Regions from separate parts of the Homo sapiens genome. Here regions 2 and 3 are each linked to region 1. Evidence: chromatin contacts called from ENCODE Hi-C data. All regions are on one chromosome and are shown on one strand. The core of a region is the stretch at or near the end of the contact, and the rest is flanking DNA. Distances in the headings are between cores, read along the strand shown. Region 1 has its middle 85 kb from the start of CACNA1E. Region 2 overlaps XPR1 (xenotropic and polytropic retrovirus receptor 1). Region 3 has its middle 85 kb from the start of ZNF648.

What was found. A loop is a pair of places that touch in the nucleus more often than their neighbours do. Pooled maps may share reads with other maps.
Region 2: a loop to region 1 is called in a pooled map, with 10 times the contacts of the local background. The contact joins two enhancer-like sites. A Hi-C loop is called at or near these places in 2 of 37 single-sample maps with no recorded cell type and 2 of 50 pooled maps.
Region 3: a loop to region 1 is called in a map with no recorded cell type, with 18 times the contacts of the local background. The contact joins two enhancer-like sites. A Hi-C loop is called at or near these places in 2 of 37 single-sample maps with no recorded cell type and 2 of 50 pooled maps.

The regions. Positions count from the first base shown.
Region 1 is chr1:181,396,766-181,400,037 of GRCh38, reverse strand. It overlaps a transcript of CACNA1E not described here. Among named protein-coding and RNA genes, the nearest start is that of CACNA1E, 85 kb to the left of the region's middle. RefSeq lists an enhancer at 1,416-1,525. Within about 2 kb of position 1,962, at least 2 of the 41 ENCODE cell types and tissues checked have a DNase peak (open chromatin) inside an H3K27ac peak, as active enhancers do.
Region 2 is chr1:180,847,924-180,850,946 of GRCh38, reverse strand. All of the region lies in intron 11 of XPR1 (xenotropic and polytropic retrovirus receptor 1), which reads right to left. Among named protein-coding and RNA genes, the nearest start is that of LINC02816, 57 kb to the left of the region's middle. Within about 2 kb of position 1,671, at least 2 of the 41 ENCODE cell types and tissues checked have a DNase peak (open chromatin) inside an H3K27ac peak, as active enhancers do.
Region 3 is chr1:182,145,213-182,148,516 of GRCh38, reverse strand. No RefSeq gene overlaps it. Among named protein-coding and RNA genes, the nearest start is that of ZNF648, 85 kb to the right of the region's middle. Within about 2 kb of position 2,021, at least 11 of the 41 ENCODE cell types and tissues checked have a DNase peak (open chromatin) inside an H3K27ac peak, as active enhancers do.

The sequences.
Region 1 (3,272 bases), core at 713-3,212:
CCTGTACTATTCATCCTTCAAAACATTTAAGGCTAAAATTTAGCAATGAAGGTCTTAAATGTTCAAGGTTACCACTTAGGGCCTCACCTGTAATTTTTACAGTTTAAATGTCCATTACTATGGCATGGGTTTTGTTAGCTTCATCCCAGGCAATGATATCCATGAAATTGTGATTTGTTGTACTAATTGTATTTTTACTATTTTAACAGTAAATTCCTTACCAAAGAAAATCATCAAGCATACCACCCTGTGGGAAACATCTAACAAGTCACACTTTGGGAAACACTGTCCTCACTGGCACGTAGTATCTACATAATATTAAACAGTCATCTCAGGTGTTAATGCTGAACATGAGGTGAGAACATTAAAGATCCCCCGAGCTATCTTCCCAGTCCTGCTGGAGTCAGCTCGATCACATTCCCTCCACAGTCATTCAGTCTTTGAACACCTCCGTTGACAGGGATTTCACTATTTCATTACCACCCTCTTTCCCCCACCACCCAAGCAACTATTCCAACTTTAGATAGCTCTATTAGGATGATCTTTCTTACTCTGAGCTGAAATCAATGTGTGTCAACACAGAAATCAGTGGTCTGTAAGTAAACACAATTCATTCACCTGTGGCCACCTGGGACAATCTAGAAAAAGAGGATGTAATCAGCAATAAAAACAATGAAGAGAGGCCAAAAATCAATGTATCTCCTGTCAGAATAGCTCTACGGAAATAACTCAGTGTTTTCTAAATTGACTTAGAAGACCACAAGATTTTTCATTTGCTTTTTTTTTTTCCTTCTACCTCTTTTCCTTTAAAAAAAAAAAAACTCTCTAAACTTTCTTCCCTGTGAAAAGCTAATTGTAACTTTCCTGCAAGCCATTACTCAGGTTATTTTGGGAAGAATCAACTCCTACAACTTCAGAGGAAGGACGGAAAGGTCACAATACTGGGAAGAATCAAAGGATTGAGGGGATGTGGTGGGGGGACTCACTGAAGGACCCAGGTTCATGTGAGGCAGAGGAGATTCTCCCTAATATTTATGTCCTCATAGTGTAGACAGAATTTCTGAAGTGACCTTCTACACAGCAGCATTGCCTGGAAGGGAGGAAGGGAGCTCTGTTTCCAGTTGGATCTCCATTGCCTTTTGCCTTTTGATTCAAGCTGAAAGGCTGATTTTTAGGGATGGGGCTACAGATTTCAAAGGGGTGTTGGTTTTCGCTTGATGAAGTCAAAGCCAGTGGAAACTATGACTATAGTAGGTCCAGCTGCACTGCTCAGACCTCGTTTCTGAAAGTGAGACAGGATGGAAAGTGGTCATAGTGAAAGGTGACCAGGTTGGGTGGGGGTGACAGAGCAATGCTGGTGCTTCATGGAAGCCAGTCCTCCTTTAGCTCATGGAGGGAGGGCACTCCGCACACCCTGCTCCAGCTGCCAGGAGGTGCCTCCAGAGTTCCTGCGCTTTGAATCAGCTTTTCTGGCCCTTCTTGCCCTTCTTCCAGCCCTGGCTTTGCAATTTACTGGCTTAATATCCTTGAGCAAGTCAGCCAACCTCTCTGGGCCTCAGTTTTCTCATCTGTAATATGGAGATAATTGTCCTTTCCTCCAATAGATTTATTATGAGGGTTAAATAAAATAAAGTGTGAGCATGCACTTCCTAAGCTACAAAGCTTATGGAAGAAATTGATGTGATCTTAATCTAATTTAAGGTTTTGGCACCAAAAATAGGTGCAAAGTTTTGTTTTTATTTTGTTTTGCCTTGTTTGTGTTTTTCTGGAAATGGTGATAAAGGGAGAGCTGGTCCTTGCACGTCAAGACTCTTCAGAGAAGGAAGGGAAATTAAACTGCCCCTCCTCTCAGCCAAGGCATCTGGGTAGAGCCTGTGGCTTTCATAGATGTTCAGATGGCAGCAGTTTCATTTTACAATTGACCTCAGAAGAGACAGAGGTTGAAGCAACAGCAGAGGGCTGAGCTTCAGAGTGGGGACAGGAGAAAGAGGCGGCTTCCCCAGGCAGACACTAGCTTAATAAGGTGACATTTGCACATTAGCAGCAGGCTGGCTAATTGATTTGTTCCTGTTACAGGAGCATCTGTCTCTGCAAAAAGGCGATGGCCACCAGCTCTGGCACAGTTGCTAGGAGAGTGTCCAGGATCTCTCAGGTCATTTTTTGCCCTAGCCAATAGGGTAAAAGCATTTTGAGAACCAGGAGAATGCCAATGAGAACTGACTGGAGTACAAGAAGGGTAAGGGCTACATGTGGAATCCCCAGGGCTGCGGAGCTCAGCAGGGAGAGGGAAGGACAAGACGGGATGAGGGGGAGGGACACCAGGTCCTGGAGCTGGATTCTAAGCATCGCTGATGTAGCCCATACAAAAGTTTTTCTCACTTTCCTCCTTTTTCCTGGAGTCTTCCTAGTGACGTGATGAGAGGCTGAAACACCCCACCCTGTCCAGGCGCAGTGGCTCATACCTGTAATCCCAGCACTTTGGGAGGCCGAGGCAGGCGGATCACTCGAGGCCAGTTCGAGACCAGCCTGGCCAACACGGTGAAACCCCGTCTCTACTAAAAATACAAAAATTAGCCTGGTGTGGTGACGCATGCCTGTAATCCCAGCTACTTGGAAGGCTGAGGCAGGAGAATCACTTGAACCCGGTAGGTGGAGGTTGCAGTGAGCTAAGATCGTGCCACTGCACTCCGGCCTGGAAATAAACAAAAAACTCACCGAGGCAGGGGCCTGGGTTTTGTAAGGGTTCAGGACAGAGTTCCCATCCACCATTATTGTGGTGAGACGTAGTAATAGAAGAGAATTCTATAATGTGAGGCCTGCTGGGAGCATGGGAGGCATCAGTGAGGACTGATGCTCTTGACCCTCCCAGAGACATTCTGAGAGCTCCTGTAGACCTCTGCCCTTTTTTACTGTGAAGGTCTGTTTGGTTGCCTCTAGAATTCCCTCATCTGGTGGCAGAAAACCCACCTATCTTCAGGGCTTGGAACTACCCTACAAAGCAGGTCTGCAGCTTGCAAGGGAGTCCCAGCTGTTCCATTGGCCAGGTTCGCTGCAGAGGTGTTCAAACCAGGCATCTTCTGCAGGCTGGACAGATGTGTTCTACTCTTAAAATAAAGTAGCTCCAGTCTTTACCCAAGTCCCAGAAGAAGAAGTAGTTAATGGAAATAATTTTCCCAATTTTAAGATTTCTCTCCTGTGATTTATTTTCCTTAAACTCTTGAGATCTGATACCTCTTGTCTCTATAAGAATGTAGTGGGTAATTTTATCTGTT
Region 2 (3,023 bases), core at 422-2,921, 550 kb after region 1:
CAATCTGTTGCCCACGCAGGAGTACATTGGTACAATAATAACTCACTGTAACTTTGAACTCCTGGGCTCAAGTGATCCTCCTGCCTCAGCCTCCCAAGTAGCTAGAAATACAGGTGTGTACCACGACACTTGCCTAATTAAAAAATAATTTTTTAGAGATGAGGTCTCACTATGTTGCCCAAGCTAGTCTCGAACTCCAGGCCTTAAGTGATCCTCCCAACTTGGCATCCCAAAATGCTGAGATTACAGGTGTCAGTTACCATGCCTGGCCAGGATTCTATACATTTTACACAGTGTCTCAAGTGCTCATTTTATGAAAGCTTCAGGTAGTACATACATATGGGCAGAAACTTTTTTCTTAATTGAACTGAAAAAAGTGATAAACATAAGCTAAAATTATAGTCATTTAAAAATGGAAATAAGATTGGAGTACATCTTTAAGCAGCTATAATACAGAATATAGTAATCAGAATTGAATATAAAATAAATGCAGATCACAAAGATGTATTCTAGAAATGTGAGAAATAACAATATGTATTCCATATTATGGTTAGTTAACAAACCTAAAAAGGGAGTGAGAAGAAATATAATAGGAGATAGGCACAGAGAGAAGGAAAGCCAAAATCTCTTCCACGTTTTCTTCATACAGCCTGCCAATATTCTACACCAGTAAAACATATCAGATCTAAAAAATCCATCTGAAACAATTCTAAATATCAGAGTAAAACAGTCCAAAACTGTGATGCCTTTTTATATAAACCTTCATTTCATTTTTCTTTTAAATAAAATATTTTTAGAAGTAGAGTAAAACCTGTATTATCTCAAATGCTACCAAAAAATCAAAGTCAGTACTTCTGAAACACCTACTCACATATTTACTGTGGAATCTACTTCACCAACTGCAGTATCAATCCACTTTGAGATATAATTAAAAATAAAAAATTTCAATAGTCTCTAATGACTTTCAGCAGAATAAAAGCTGATGGGAGAAACAAAATCTTTTTGTTGGTGGGGAACTCCTGGGTCCCCTTTCTTGATGTGCTTTGTGGGTGTGCGCACGCATGTACCTGTATTGAGACTTCCACTGAAGTATAACTAACACTTGACTGTCTCTGCTCTGCTTTCTCATTCCTCTCTATGAAAACTTACACATATGTCCTTAAAACCTCCTTATGAAGTGAGTACCATTATCATCAGGCAACATGCCCAAGATTCATTGATCCAAAGCCCACACTCTCACCCAGTATGCTTTATTGCCTATGTACCATTCATCACTTGACTGCTAAGATTTTACAAATAGTTCAGTAGGAGGAAGTAGTATTCAAATCTACTTTTATTTGTCTCTATATTTGCTCAACACCACATCTGTTTACAACATCTGTTGTTTGCATGCACTTAATGTGTCCTCAGTGAATCACCTTTAGCAGAAGACATGGTAAAAATGCAAATTTTGGATCGCCCTAATCCTACTCAATTAGACTGAAGGTAAAACCCAAGATAATGCATTTTAAAGCAAGCATCCAAAGTAATTCAGATACACACCAAAATTTGAGGATCACAACATTATAGCACGCTGCCTTGTAGGAAATAACTTTTTAGAGTTAAAAAAAGGAATGAATCTAGAGTCAAAATTCTGGTTTTGCTACTTACTGTCATGTGACCTTGCGCAAGCAAAATGAGAATAACACCTGTTTCCTTTCTTTCGGAGTTGGTATCAGGTTCAAAATGACATAATGTCTGCCAACACATGACATATTTGCAAATAGCTCTATCAGACTAATAGAATGTAAAGAGCTAAAGGGGCCTTAGAAAGTCTAGGCCAACAACTTAAAAATTTTTTTTACCTTTAATCGTGATTCTAGTCATTGGTCTAAGATACAGAGTGACATATTATACGCACATGTGTGTATAGTATTTTGCTATACTTAGGAAGTATTCTTATATTCTTTCTTAAAAAATTAACAAACATCTCCTTGGCACCTACAGAGCTGACCACATGGCTTTTCTCCTTTGGTTTAGTGATATGGTAACATTTAATTTTTAAGGATTCCTAACACTGAATTATTTTTTGCATTACTAAAATATCTTAGTCATGGTATATTATTCTTTTAATATACTGCTCAGTTCTAGCTGCAAACATTTTATTAAGACTTTTTATAATGTTGGTGGGAATGTAAACTAGTATAGTCACTATGGAGAGCAGTATGGAGGTTCCTCAGAAAGCTGCATATAGGAACTACCACGTGATCTAGCAATTCCACTACTTGGCATTTCAGTCCAAAGAAAAAGAAATCAGTATAACAAAGAGACATCTGCAGTCCCATGTTTACTGCAGCACTATTCACAATAGCCAAGATAAAAAAATCAACATAAGTGTCCAACCACAGATAAATGGATAAAGAAAATGTGGTGTATATACACAATGGCATACTATTCAGCCATAAAAAAGAATGAAATCCTGTAATTCCCAGCAAAACAGATGGAACTGGAGTACATTACATTATGTGAAATAAGCCAGGCACAGAAAGTTAAACACCACATGGTCTCACTCATATGTAGAAGCTAAAAATGTTAATCTCATAGAAGTACAAAGTCCAACAGAGGTTACAAGAAGCTGGGAAGCATAGGGGAGAGAAGGATAGGGAGAGATTTGTTAAAGGATTCAAAATTACATCTAGATAGGAGCAATAAGTTCTAGTGTTCTATACCACAGTAGGATGACTACAGTTAACAATAATATACAGTTTCAAATAGCTAGAAGGATAGTGAGTGTTACCAACACAAATGATAAATGTTTGAGATGGATATCCTAATTACTTTGATCTGATCACATATACAGAACATCACTATGTACCCTATAAATATGTATAATTATCTTGTATCAATTTTTTTAAAGAATTTTTGTATGTATATTAATAAGTAACATTAGACTACAGCTTTATTGAGTGTGATATTTTTCAGAATTATGCTAGTTTTGTAAAGAGAAATAAGATGCTTTCCTTCTACGTTTCCAAACGGTTTAA
Region 3 (3,304 bases), core at 772-3,271, 750 kb before region 1:
AGGAAAGGAGGTAGGAAAGTTGGTGCCTGCCACTGAGGGGTAGGGTTTAACAGTAATAGGAGAAGGAAGTAGGAGGAAGGAAGGATGGGAATCGGGTAGGGAACCACGGTGTCCTCCTCTTGCCTGGGGCCATTGGAGACCCCCCACATGCTGTTACTCACACCCATGCAAGGGGCTTCTTTGCTCATCATCTGGGTTTCCAGGTAGGGCTGGGCCAGCAGAAATCTATAGGGGCAGAACATCCCACCCTGGTGCCTTTCTCTGAGGCCAGGGCCCATGGGAAAAGCTAAGGCAGGGCTGTGGCCTCAGATTACACTGTCACTCCCACGAGGCCGAGGAGTTTGGAGAACAGGGTTCTGGCACCGAGGAAGGCCTCTGAATTCTGTCTCAAACCCATGATTAACACTGTAATCTTAAGTCACTTGACCACTCTGTGCCTCGGTTTTCCTCAGCCGTAAAAAGGGGAAAGAGTACCTAAATCATTGGGTTACTATGAGAATTAAATAATTTAACCCTGCATAGCATATAGTTCATGCTCAGCAAGGGGTCACTGGCCCAGACAGTACACCAAGGACCCACACATGTGTCTTCTAGTCAAGCAAGCGTTCAACCAGACTCAAATTTTATCAAAAACTATTGTCATTATCTGAAGCACATGGTAATGAAGTCGTCTGAATAACTAGTTCAAAATTGTTTTGAACATAGTGATCCTTGGAAAATGAAAAAAATATATAAGTATTTTTCTAAACTGGAATGTGGCAGGGAGTAGATTAGGAACCCACTTTCCATCACTTTCCAAACATGACCAGATTTAACTGGACATATTCTGACACTCCATCCTGGAGATGGCTTCTTTAAGGAGCAGTTGTTGGGCAACAGCTACTTTCATCATTTTGGTTAGAAACTAACCCTGAGTAACCAGTCTTATGAGAGAAAACAGTTAATGTCTTAAAAATCTTTCTGACTCCAACTCCAGTGAGTAGGAATTTTAAGTCATGAATACTACTAATTGTAATACCCTGACTACTGATTATCATTATAGCTAACATGTATTGAGACCTTACTAAATACCAGGCACTGTCATAAGTGCTTTGCATGCATTAACTCATTTAGTCATCAGAAATAACCCCCAAATTGGTGTTATTTTCATTTCTGTTTGACAAACAAGGAACTAAGGCGCACAGATGTTGAGAAACTGACCTGTGGTCACACAGCTACTCTGCAGGCAGCTGGTACTGTGGCTCCTACGTGTAACTGGCCCTAACAGACATAGCTCCTCGCTGTTCTCTTAAACTTAGTACGTGGGGTTGAATATTCCTTTCTTATGGAAAGATTACAGTTTCATTTTTCTCAGTGAGGAAATTATTTTCATAAATTGATTGGATTTATTCTACACACAAGGTATTAGAATCAACATAGTTTTTTTTTTTTTAAGTTTCTATGTTTCCATTTTACTTTTTTTTTTTTTTTTGAGACAGGGTCTGGCTCTGTCACCTAGGCTGGAGTGCAGTGGCATGATCCCAGCTCACTGCAACCACTGCCTCCTGGGTTCAAGTGATTCTCCTGCCTCAGCCTCCTGAGTTGCTAGGATTACAGGCATGCGCCACCATGCTCGTCTAATTTTTGTATTTTTAGTAGAGACGGGGTTTCACCATGTTGGCCAGGCTGGTCTCGAACTCCTGACCTCAAGTGATCTGCCTGCCTCGACCTCCCAAAGTGCTGGGATTACAGGTGTGAGCCATTGTGCTTGGCCCATTTTACTATTTTTATGCTTACTTTGTATCTACAGAAGTGATATAGGTTTTGCATGTAAAGTGAAATTATCACTTTTACTTCTGAAACAAAATGATTTAAGTCAGAAAGTTTGCTTACAGGAAAATTAATGTAGTATGAAGCAGTATTACCAGGTGTCTGTGGGTGTGGTTGTGTACCCTGAGGGTATGGTACCGCGGGGCTGGTATGTGTACCCTGAGGCTTGGTGAGCACCTGGTCAGTGAGCCGGTGTTTGCCTGGACAAGTCTGAGCTGCAGTTGACACAATGGCCATTGGCCAAACTGGTGGAAAGTTTCAATGACAGGTAAACAAAAGACTGAGGACCAGGAGGGGAACAGCCAAAGAGGATGTAGGTATTACAAAGGAGAATTTGGGGAACATTCTACTAACCCGATAAGTAGCCGTGTGTTCAAAAATGTCTTTTGCCCTTCCCTGAGCCAGTCTTCCTTCAAAATGTTAACAATACCACTGTTTCTTTCATTCCAAGAAGCTTGATCTTCACACCTGACATTTCAGAGATCCTGTGTCTTACAATTGATGTGTATGTTTAACAGAGAAACATTTTTCTTCTCCTTTCCCCCTAAAAGCTGTTATTAACTCGCTGCTGTGTCTTAGTCAATGGCTTCTTAGAGTCTAGAAAATACAGTAAGAGTGATGTACGAGAATACGTGGTTTTGAATGTGGTGCTTAAGATACATCTTTGACTTAACAATTGCCTTAAAATCCTACCTTAACAAAAATTTAGCTCTTACTTTCAATTTTGATTTGCTTTTGATTAGACACAAGTAAGGAGTGAAGCCAGACACAAACCCAGCTCTTCTCATTTGAAGTTCAGAATTCTTTCCCCTGCATTCCATAATTTCTCCATATTTATCTCAGAGGACTATGCAGAATATGACAGTGGGTTACCATGGAATATCTGGGCAAGGAGCTCTAAGAGTAAAACTCCAGGCCAAAGACAAAACAAGTATTCAAATCCCAAGGCATCTCTGTGAGATGACAGATGCTCTTGTCTGCTCTTCAGATCCGAGGGGTTTCCGGAGGGCCAGCAACCATGCCCCCAACACGTAGATGGCTTAGCTTGCCTAAGAAGGGCGGGCATTGTAGAAATCTGGACAGTTCTGCTGACCTTCCTCTTTCTGTCTCCCCACTCTTGATTTTTTATGTTAGTCCCCATGGCACACCCTCTTTGTGAAGTCTCTCCAAATGGAAGCACAAGCTCTCCCGAAGGATCCCACACCCCACAGAGTGATCTCTAGGGTTGCCCATAGCAACAGCTGGTACCATGGAAAAAAGCCTTCCTTTCATCCGTCAGAGCTGGGCAGTAGGACCCTCTCCCAGGACCCCAGGAACAAGGTCTTTTTCTAGCTCTGCTATGGAAACTTGGGTGACACACATCACCTCTTGGAGCCTCAGTTTCCTCATTTACCAAATGAGGCTGATGTGAAGTCATTTTAGAGTCCCACTGAGGACCACTACTGTGATTTTCCTTCACCAACATGAGATACATGTGGCTGGTTTCAGGCTCTTT